2 separate regions of the Homo sapiens genome follow, and region 2 is linked to region 1. Evidence: read pairs that join two places in POLR2A ChIA-PET (ENCODE). Cell type or tissue: MCF 10A. All regions are shown on one strand. Each heading gives the region's core, and the rest is flanking DNA. Links, peaks and the distances in the headings are about the cores only.

What was found. ChIA-PET counts read pairs that join two places held together with the same protein. Peaks named below come from ENCODE experiments on the same cell type or tissue, not always from the same donor. Only the 100,000 strongest peaks of a DNase experiment are listed, where the experiment ranks them.
Region 2: POLR2A ChIA-PET joins it to region 1 with 5 read pairs; 3 of 35 experiments call an interaction of 5 or more read pairs at or near these places.

The regions. Positions count from the first base shown.
Region 1 is chr18:59,602,091-59,607,672 of GRCh38, forward strand. All of the region lies in intron 2 of CCBE1 (collagen and calcium binding EGF domains 1), which reads right to left. Among named protein-coding and RNA genes, the nearest start is that of CCBE1, 93 kb to the right of the region's middle. In MCF 10A, for the core only: no CTCF peak of the experiment used is centred there; a DNase peak (open chromatin) is centred at 3,001.
Region 2 is chr18:59,738,256-59,743,837 of GRCh38, forward strand. No RefSeq gene overlaps it. Among named protein-coding and RNA genes, the nearest start is that of CCBE1, 44 kb to the left of the region's middle. In MCF 10A, for the core only: no CTCF peak of the experiment used is centred there; no DNase peak of the experiment used is centred there.

The DNA.
Region 1 (5,582 bases), core at 150-5,149:
TTTGTTATTACAAATGTGAATTCCTTTTTTTTTTTTTAATATATTTTTACTAACACCACAAATTGGGTCCCATGAAGCTAATGAAAACGTAGGAAAAATGCAAACTCAGATAATGCCAAGATCCTTCTTTAGGGTGATACAATGGCAGAGGATACTGGAGCAGCAAAATGAGCTAAGTTTTCCTGTGACTGTCTGTCTTATTCTGCTTCTGCCTTTCAACAACCATATCAGAAGAGAGATCATGAAGTTATACACACTATTATCATCATCATCCTTATGTGGTTCTCTGTTTTTTCCTTCTATCAATTCATTAGAATTGCAAAGATTCAAGGCACTGATCTTTTATATTTCTTTTGTATCCCTAGTATGTATGCAAAGTATAAATTCAATATAAAACCATTGGATAAATAAGTTTTCCCATCTACAAAGATCTAGGTTTTTAAAAACCACATTGAAAACAGAAAATACATATAATACAAAAAGGGTATATATATGTATGTAACAAGACATTGGATAAAGAGAAAAGTCCTCTGAGTCCTGAGCTGGAAAAAATCTTAAGATGTGATCACCATAAGCTGTAATAACCAGGAAAGGCCTTATGGGAAGCCTTGAGGCATGAGTAGGACTTGGAAGGCAAGAGGCATAGGGAAGAGGACCCCACAGAGAGAAGCAAGGCCTGAACAAGGGTTAAGTGCCAGAAGACTACAGAGTGATCAAAGCTGCTATGCGCTCTGACAAAACTAAAGATGGCGCAGCCTAATGGTTAAGAACTCAGGTGTGAGGTCAGACAGACTTGGGATCAGACTCCAGCTTCACATGCACAGGCTCTGCACCCTTGGATAACTTGCTAAGCCTCTGTGCCTTGTCTCGAATCATAAAATGCAGTGACAATACCAACCTCCGAGGGCTGTCATGGAAACTAAAGGAGGTAAGCTGGAATCACACTCACATGCTCCCAGGAAGAGAAAACTCCATTTGTTAGTTGTTACACATAGAGCACTAATAGGACAATATTTCTTAAACTGTCCCTGAAAAAAATCCAGTGTGTGTATCCGCCATAGCCAAATGCTAATCATTTGCTCAGAAGATTCTGGAATGACCATGAGAAGAAAAGAAGCTGTGACTTCCACCGCCTCAAATATTAGAGCATAGAATTTGGCCCCTGGGGCTGAAATTCTTAAGTAGTTGAAGGAATGAGAGAAGCTAAGTGTTGTGAGGATTCATGAATTAATTTCATCTAGACCACTCGGGTCCTTGGTCATAAGGTTCTTGTAAAGTTTTTATTATTATTTCTAAAACAATCACTCACCTCTACCCCTGTGAGGAGGCAGAATTTGGCCTTTAAAGATAAAGATGGCTCATCTCTCTGTAAAACATCTGATTTAAATATAGTCTCTGGCCTCCTCCAGGGAAGATACCTCCCTGCTTCAAGACCTTTCACATCCTGGGTCATTTTCAAGGTTTTGCTCATCTTTAAGTAATTACAGAATTATCTACTAATTATATGTTCCTGTGTTGTTATTAAATCCAGCAAGAACACAAAATGAAATTAGCATTATCTTCCTACTACAAAGTTGTTGCTCTTTCTTTCTCCCACCCCAGAAAACCTTCCCTTATCTTTCTATAAAGAGACACACCAATTTTATTTTAGGAGAAACAGTACCTCTTATCCTTTTTAAAATACTGGAGACCAGGCAAGTACATTAGAAGAGGAAGATACAAAGCAGCTAGGAAGGAGATCTGAGGAAGTGCCAAGTGTTGGAGGTGGACATCTGAAGCTCTGTCCTGACCTCCTCAGGCCGAAAGGTCCTCAACCTCTCGATGACTCTGTTTCCATATCCAAAAGGGATGCCTTTGTAGTGCTGTTGTAAAAATGAAGTGGGAAGCCTGACACAAAATACATGTGACCACTGATAGAATCTTCTACTTTTTTTAAAAAATGAGAAGTTGGAAAAGGTATCTGTTGTTTCTCTCTGGTACTTTATCTCCTCTTATGCAGGCAAATAAGGAAGGATCCAATGGAGAAAGTAGGCAGAAGAAACTGGAAAACTTATCTAAGGAGGGCCCCTCTTCACCCCATAAGAGCTTCGCTGACGGAGGGTCACATAAGGCCAAAACAGTTATGGAGAGAGCCAGGAAGCAGCATGCTACCCTCTTCATAGGTTCAAGACAAGACACAGAGGTTTGGCCAGTTGTCCAAGGGTGCAGAGCCTGTGCATGTGAAGCTGGAGTCTGATCCCAAGTCTGTCTGACTTCACACCTGAGTTCTTAACCATTAGGCTGCATCATCTTCCATTTTCACAGGGCTAGGGGTAGGAGGACACATAGAACAGAGATACCTATCCAGGAAAAAAAAGCAGATGAGGGTCTCAAACTGGCCCTCTCTATAGTCCATGTTACTGATCAGATATAATAAAGTCAAATTACTACTCCCTTGATATAAGCCAACATACTAAGTAAGTGGCTACAGTCACCTGTATTTAAAAGGAGAGCTGATCATCTACTTCTGTAACAGAAAAACGTGAATTAAACAAGCAGATATGGGAGATTTAGTAAAGAAGGAAATTTCCATGGTATGTGATTGCTTCAATAGGCATTTGTTTCAATGTCCAATTTGGACAACTCTTCAGATGGATAATTTTGAGATACATTAGACCAGGATGTCTGCTTCTCAAAACCTGAAATGTACACTGTCTAGTTTTGTTGGCTTAGCAGTAAATGTACTTTAATAAACAAATGCCAAGTCTCTTAAAATGTATCATTTGTTCTTGGTCAGCTATTGCTAAGATGCTTGATAGGTAGGGTCAAAATGGGGCAAGATGCCCATCTTATCCAGTGATCAGTAGGGGATCCGGCAGCTCCAGGCCCACCTCAAACTGGAGACGGGAGCTCAGTGTCCAGTCACTGCCACCTACACCGTGTTCATCATGCCTGAAGATTAAAGCAATGCCCTCATGAGAGCATGTTCTGGCCTGACTTGATTGCAAAGGCTGGGAAAAGTGCCCACAGAAGGAGTGTCATCTGTTACACAGGAGCTGGTGGTTCTGCCCTAACAGAGGCTGCTCCCCCTAGGAGGCACAGCAGGGAGAAATGGAGAAGGAAGGAGTCTGGCAGTGATATGAACTTTGATCTTTTTGATAAAACATCTTCTACAACATGTTTTAGGGAACAGCTAAAGTCTTTAAGAACACCAAAGCCGGATCTTTCCTCTATTTGCTGAAAGCCAGTCACAGCGATAACAAGAGGAAGATGACAAGTTTTATCCTTATAGAGAACAGGTGGGTCGATGGTTGGAATAAGGCATGAACTAGCTGGGGTGTAGCACAGAATAAAGGGGGCATCTCACCCTACCAGGAGAAGGGCTTTATGGCAGAGGCATCATGCCAAGTGAGCCTGAAAAAGAATGTGGTCCAGGTGGATAACTCTTAGGTTGGCCAGCATTCCCCACTGGTCAGCCATTCTGCATAATTACTAGGTGTTCCTGGATCATCTCTCATATGCTAAAGCTTTGCTGGAAAACCAGGGGAACTAAAGATGACAAGGAGCCTCTTTGACCTCTCAAAAGCCTAGATGGCTACCCACCTAGAGCTTGCAGGGACTCTGCCTCTCATTTCTCCCAAAGGAACATTTCTTGGTGGATGATAAAATACCTCATGTTCCCAGCAAACCCTCAGACTGAAACATAAGAAGTACTTGAGTTGTTGCCAGAGAAACGTTCCAGAGCCAAGTGGACGACTGCTAGGGGTGGCCTTGGGATAAGCTATCCTCCCTCTAGCAGTTTTTGGGAGGAAAAGGTGAAGGTGGAAGTGAGCTGCTCCACTGGGGGAAATGCCTGAGCTAGGCCTCAGTTAGAAATCTACCAAGAGAAATCGCGATGCTCGAATGTCCGAACTGTAGATTTCTGCCTGAAGCACGTCACTGCTCTCAAGCAACCACGATGATCTCAACGCCTATGGTGCTTTGCGATTCAACTCCCATTTACCCCAAAGTTTAATGATTGTCAAAACAAGTCATGTTTTCTTAGTAATAACACGCTTAATTCTTAACTGTCCATTCATTGTTTCGGAAAAATGCTTCGGACAAAGGCAGAGATCACATTTGTGTATGTTTTGCATACTCCATGAGAGACCTTAGAGGCATTAGAACTCCCACAGATTGGTTTTTTACTTCCTTAGGATGGAATTCCTCAGATGTGACAGAAGGACACAGTGACCCTTTCAGGGAAAGCAGCGAGGCATCTGGGACAAAGACAATGTCCACATGGCAAACCGCAAAGCACATGCTTGAAATCCTGGCTTTCTATGCACTTTCCCCCAACTTTTGTTTAGAAGTCAGACGTTGATTTTCATTATCTGCATACTTAACAGGACTGTCATGACATCCCATTACAAACTGTCTTCAAAGAAAGTAGTAAACATAACTTTACTCTTCAAAGATAACATCCCGTCCGTATGTGACTCCCTGCATCTTGCACGGATCATTTACAAACCAAGCATCTCCACGGGGCCCCAGGGTGACATAAACAAACCTTGGAAGGGTGTCAAGAAGCACAAGAATCATCTCTGGAGGCTGTATCTTAATCTTGAATCTTTTGTTACCCCTGCTGTTTTAGAAGGAAAAAAAACAACCAATCATCTTTTTATCTGAGAAATCTGAGCATGAGTGCCTTGGTTAACCAAAATGGGTTAACCTTATATTTGCAACACGAATGCTATTTCTCTCACTACATATTTCGACAGCTGTTCAAAGAAACCTTTTCTGATAAATGCCTACACTCCAAATGTGCTGTGCTTTCTTGGTTCATGCTTCTGCTGTGACACTTATCTCACTGTTTTATAATTAGTCGGACATGAGTCTGTTTCCCAAGCTAGACTGTCCGAGTCATGTCTGTATCCCCAGTGACCGGTGCAGGGCCTGGCCTAGAGTACGACAGAGTAGGTACTCCATAAAAGGTGTGTTGAATTGGGAAAAAAAAAAAAAAAAAAAGCACACAAGTACTCACTGCATCAGTCAGTCCAATCAAAGGAAAGCATGGTACTTACTCTTGAAAACAAAGGTTGAGCCAAAAGTCCTGTCCAGTACAGCTGAAAACATAGTATTTTTACAATGCAGATTTGGTTCTCTAATTTTGCATGCTTTTGGCTGACATTTAGATAAGCATGTACCAGTCAGCAATGTAGAATACGGCCCATAAGTTCATGAATGGCATGAAAGCCCTCTTAGAGTCCAGAATCTGATAATCTGAACCAGTTTATGGGTGGATGATTCCACAGACTCAGATGAGCTAGACTGGAGCCTACTCACTATTTACCATTATTGTTCCAGTTGCAGAATCATTCCAAATTTCAAACAACAGACATATAATGAACTATGGGGCACAACTCCTTAGTTGGGGACTGACTGTAAAGATAAAATTGTGAAGCATCATCATGACATAGTCCCATAAATCACACTACACAAAAAGGAACTGGGCATAGCTGGATTTAGACATTCATTCTTCTCTTATTCCCTTCAGCTACTCTCGGCAGCCTCAGATGCTGTCCTAGGGCACCTCGCTGAGCTTGAAAGCTAATGTTGCACAA
Region 2 (5,582 bases), core at 240-5,239, 140 kb after region 1:
GATCAGGGCTCATTGCCGCCTCAACCTCCCAGGCTCAAGCAATCCTCGTACCTCAGACTCCCAAGTAGACGGGACTACAGGCACGTGCCACCACACTGGGATAATTTTTTATTTTATTGTTTTTGTTATAAAGATGAGGTCTTGCTATGTTGCCCAGTGTGGTCTAGAACTCCTGGGCTCAACTGATCCTCCTGCCTTGGTCTTCAGAGTAGCTGGGACTACAGCCATGTGCCACCATACCCAGCTAATTTTTTGATTTTTGTTGTTGTTGTTGTAGAGATGAGGTCTTGCTACATTGCCTAGGCTGGTCTCAAACTCCTGGGCTCAAGCAATCCTCTGGCCTCAGCCTCCCAAAGTGCTGGGATTACAGGCATGGGCCACCATGCCCAGCCACAATAGTTATCTTGAGTAATGGACCACCTGGTGGTCTGGCCAGCAGCAACCATGCTGCAAATCACTGTTGAACATTCCTTCCTGAAGTAGGACACTCCATAACCTTGGTTTGATATTTAGATTTCCAAAGGCCAGTTCCTGAAATTCTTTAAGTAAAAGGCATGGTTAAACATTATGAGAGCACAGAAGACTGGCTATTTGCTTTGTACAACTAAAGCCTCAGGGTTAGCAGGAATATTGGTATATTGCCAGTGAGGTAGTGGTGTGGGTTTCGTGATTAGTGGGACAAGAGAAGAAGAAAAAAGAAAAAAAATTTGTGAAAGAGGAGCTGTGTCCCATTTCTATTCTATCTCAGTATCTGACAAAAGAAATTTTGCAGCTGTGATTAAGGTTACTAATCAGTTGACTTTGAGCTAATCAAAAAGAGAGTTTATCTGGAAGTGCACAATCTAATCACATGAGCCCATTAAAACCAGAGAACTTTCTCCAGCTGGTGGCAGTGGGGAAAGTCAAAGAGAACAGAAACACTAGAAGGACAAGACACATAGTTGTTAGCTGGAAGATGGAGGGCATCATGAGCAAGGATGGAACAGCCTCTGGAAACCGATAGTAACACCAGTCAACAGTCAGCCTGGAAATGCAGATTTAGTTTTCCAAGTGCAAGGGACTGAATGCCAACAACCTAAATGAACTTGGAAAGAGACACTTCCTCAGAGGCTTCAGATGATAGTCCAGTCTGGCCAACACCTTGATTTTGGCCTTGTTGGGAGTTAAGCAGAGAGCACATTGAGCCCACTCAGACATTTTGACCTAAAAAAACCGTGAGAATAAAAGGATGTTGTCTTTAGCCATTAAATGTATGGCCATTGGTTCCACAGCGATAGAAAATGAATATAGGACTCTCAGAAAAGTTTGAGTACAAGACCTAAACTTTGTCTACATGCTGTATAAATCACCTAGAAAGAAGGTCTTTGTTATTTTTCTTTAAATTATAATGGAAAAATTTAAATCCCATTTATTATCTGTGTGTGTGTGTGTGTGTGTGTGAGAGAGAGAGAGTTGTAAAGCAAATCAGAAGTTTTTTAAATTGTGACTGTGGGGACAATCTATATTAGCATCATCTGGGGGGCTAATTAGAAATGTCGCTTTGTGTCCCATAGAGGCCTATTGAATTAAATGCTATGGCATGTGGGGCCCAAGCATCTGCATCACTAAATCCCCAAGATTCTAAAGAACCAACATTTGATAACAAACTGACCTAGAAACCTCTCTCTCTCTCTCTCTCTCCAGCAGCCCTGGCTTCCTTCAAAGCGGTGTTTTATTCCTCAGAACCAAGATGGATAAGGATCCACACTCTAGTGGATCCTCTCCACTCCTCCATTCCCTCCACAACCCTCCCATAGAGACTAAGTTCTGGGGGGCAGTATCAGAACACAGTGCTGGGGACAGTACTGGTGAGCCCTTGAGTGTGAACTCAGGAGTCAGAATGCCAGAACTTTGAATCCCAGCTCTGCTGCTGAGCTAGTTGGATGCTCCTGGGCAAGTTACCTAAGTGCTCTGTGCCTTATTTCTTCCATGTGTAAAATGAGGATGATAAATTACCTACTTTATAGAGTTGTGGAGATTAAATTAGTGAATACCATTCAAGCTCTTACAAATACCTGACACATAGGAAGCCCTCAATGAGTGTGAAGAGAATATTATTAATACTTGTTCTCTTGGCTTCCTGACAAAATCCATTTATCTCTATGTCAGATGCTACATAAAATATTCCAACTGCATGCTCAGAGTCAGACTTAAATCACCAAAATCCAGTTAACTTATGTCACAATAAACTAACCTGCTGAATTGAATGTTATGTCAATTTTTAAGCAATTGTGATTAATCATAATTTTGGGGCATCATTTATCAGCAAAAAAAATAATGTTCTTAGAATTGTGCCACAGCACTCTCTATTATGTGCCTGAACAAATTAGCTAGAGCTTTATATAATGGGCAGAGATATTTGTTGTTTTCCTATAGAGAAACCTGAACACTCATTGAATTTTTACAAATGAATAATCGGATTTATTTTAACATGATAACGTTACCATACATAATTACTTTGGATAATCCTCTTTGTAATTGTAATGCCATCAGTGAGATATCAGTTTCTTGGGGTTTTGTTTGCTTGCTTTTCCCATGACCCAAGGAGGAAATGCTCCCAAGAAAACTCTATCTAAATAAATGTGGCAGCTGGATTAAAGAAACTTGGTCCTCTTGGTGATAAGATTATTACGAGTATGCTCACTTGTGTTTCTTTGCTCTTTCATGTCTTCTGTTCATTCATACATTTTAAAATGTACATTGACATACTATGTGCTGTGTTAAGAAATGATGACAGACAAGACAGACACAGGTCCTACCCTCATAGAAATTTTAAAAATATAAGAGCTGTATTTGTTGCAAGTTTACAAGTCCAGGCACTGTGCTAGGCACTTAAAATAGATTGTCTTTTTATTTTTTTATTTTTGAGATGGAGTCTCACTCTGTCACTGAGGCTGGAGTGCAGTGGTGAAATCTTGGCTCACTGCAACCTCTGCCTCCTGGGTTCAAGTGATTCTCCTGCCTCAGCCTTCTGAGTAGCTGGGATTACAGGCATGCACCACCATGCCCGTTGTATTTTTAGTAGAGAGGGGGTTTTGCCATGTTGGCCAGGCTGGTCTTGAACTCCTGACCTCAGGTGACCTGCCCGCCTCAGCCTCCCAAAGTGCTAGGATTAAGGCGTGAGCCACTGCGCCCGGCCAGATTGTCTCTTTTATTTCTCACAGGCATGTAGCTCCATCTTATACATGAGGCCATTGAGACTCTGAAGTTAAAAAACTTGTTCAATATTGCACAGCTACAAGGAAATAGAATTAGGATCCAAATCTGACTTTAAACCCACCTTCCTAACTACAGTCCTGCCATCTCTTTTTGCAATTACTTCTCAATATCAAAACATCTATTCTTTTAGGTCGATTGCTCTATGCACCACACACAAAAATTCCTTAACTTTGACCTTGTCAGGCAGCCAGATCCCAAATATGACCCAATCTTGTGTGTCTAACCCAAGCCCCTCTTCTCAGCATGTCTTACTCCCTAACCCACTCACTTCTTCAGCCTCAAACACTACATCATACACTCCCCCTTCCCCTGCAACTATCAAGTTCTTTTGTATGTTCATCTAATGTTTCAAACTAGATTGTAAGTTCCAAGTTAGACTATAAAATTTCCTCAAATACCTATATTTTTTCTCTCATCTTAGCCACTGAAGTTGGGCAGACAGTTAGGTGCTCAATAAGTTACCATTGTCTTTTTCATTGCTAACTTAGTTCTATGATCCTAATAACCACAATAGGTTCATAGAAAAGGCAGGTGGTCTTTAGGAATTAATAAAGGCTGGGCTCACCTTTATATTATAGGTGGGTCACACCTATAATCCTTCCACTTGGGGAGATTGAGGCAGGAGGACTGCTTGAGGCCAGGAGTTTGAGACCAGCTTGGGCAACATAGTGAGACCCCCATCCCTACAGAATAAATAAATAAATTAGCTGAGTGTGGTTGTGCACACCTGTGGTCCCAGCTACTCTGGAGGTTGAGATAAGAGGATCCCTTGAGCCCAGGAGTTTGAGGCTGCAGTGAACTATGATCATGTCACTGCACTCCAGCCTGGGCGACAGAGTGACAACCTGTCTCTAAATAAATAAATAAATAAATAAATATTTTTAAAAAGAAGAATCAGTAAAGAAAACGTCCTTTCTCGGCTGCCTCCCCTCTCCTCCAATTAATCACTGCCATGTTCAGAACACTGCCTACATCTACTGCTATAGACTTTGCATGACCGGTTTTGCAGTGAGCACACAATCCTGGTTTACATAATGTAGACCGGGTTTGCATCTCTATCTTAAGCCTTTGGGACAAGGCCAAAGAGATCACTGGAGCACCCACTTAGCCTGAAATTGAAGGATAGGAACTCAAGAGTCTCTCATTGGTTGTCTCCTGCTCTGAAAATACACAGACCTCTGTATTAGCCCTTTGCCACTTAACACTTACAGCCTTGAGATGTCATTTTTCATAGCTGTGTATTCTACAGGCTTCTGAGCAGTGACGTGGCCTAGCCCAGTGACACGGAACAAGTGCTCTCTAAGTGACTGTTGACTGGCCCTTGATTTACTGAGGGAATTTTTGCTGGGGCCTCTTGTGTGGAAGCTGCTAGAACTTCCCAAGGTGTTGATAGCCACTGGCTCCTCAAAGAGGTTCAGGGCAGCCGGGAAGTATTTCTCACTTTTGAATGTCTTGGCTGAACTCTTGACTTCCATGCTCCATCTTCCCCACTGCTTCCCTTCTGGAGTATCAAATGCCATGTGGTTGTAGTCATGACATTGTAAAATTGCCCTGCTAGCTCATGGGAGGAGAAAAGTCTTGAGACAGAGAAAAATTTGATGGGATTTTATTCACTCTGAATCCATCTCTGCATGACTGTCTATGTCCTAATCTCAGCTAGGAGATCTTGCATTTCTTTTCCTTCTGGAGATGGGGAATAGGAGCAAGCTGAAAGATTCTCTGTGGCTTTAGTTGGGAAGAGCTGGAGTGGATGAGAGCTGTCCTCTCAAAGACAACCTCCTTAGGAGACCTCTGGGAGCCACTTTCCACTGGGACACTAAATGGGAGCTAAAAGGTTGTCATTTTCCCACCCTCTCACCTCTGTCAAGGCCGTCCCAGGTCCTGTGCAGACTGCATTAGGGATGATGTAAAATCAATACCCCCACACCTCACTTTACCCTCCACTCTCACATAGAAGATGATAAAGCATGTCTCTGTGCCATTGGGAAGGACCTCACCATAAGTTTTCTTTTCTCATCTGCCTCTCCATTCCTCAGATACTCTGTTTATGTGCTATTTATGTCCACTCTTATGGAAGAGGATTGCAAGTAATCACACAGGAGGGAGATTAGAATTCCTGGACCATTGGCTTAATATTCCAGAACACCATAATTCTGTTATCATGAGCGTTTACTAGATTTTCATTCCTCGTCATAGTTTACTCTATCTTAAAGGAATATTCTGTATTTCTTCACTCTGGGTTCTCGTAGATTTGGATTCCTTGAACAGCTTGAACTACTTCTTAACCACATATTTCCTCATTTGGAAAATATGAATGAAGGCTG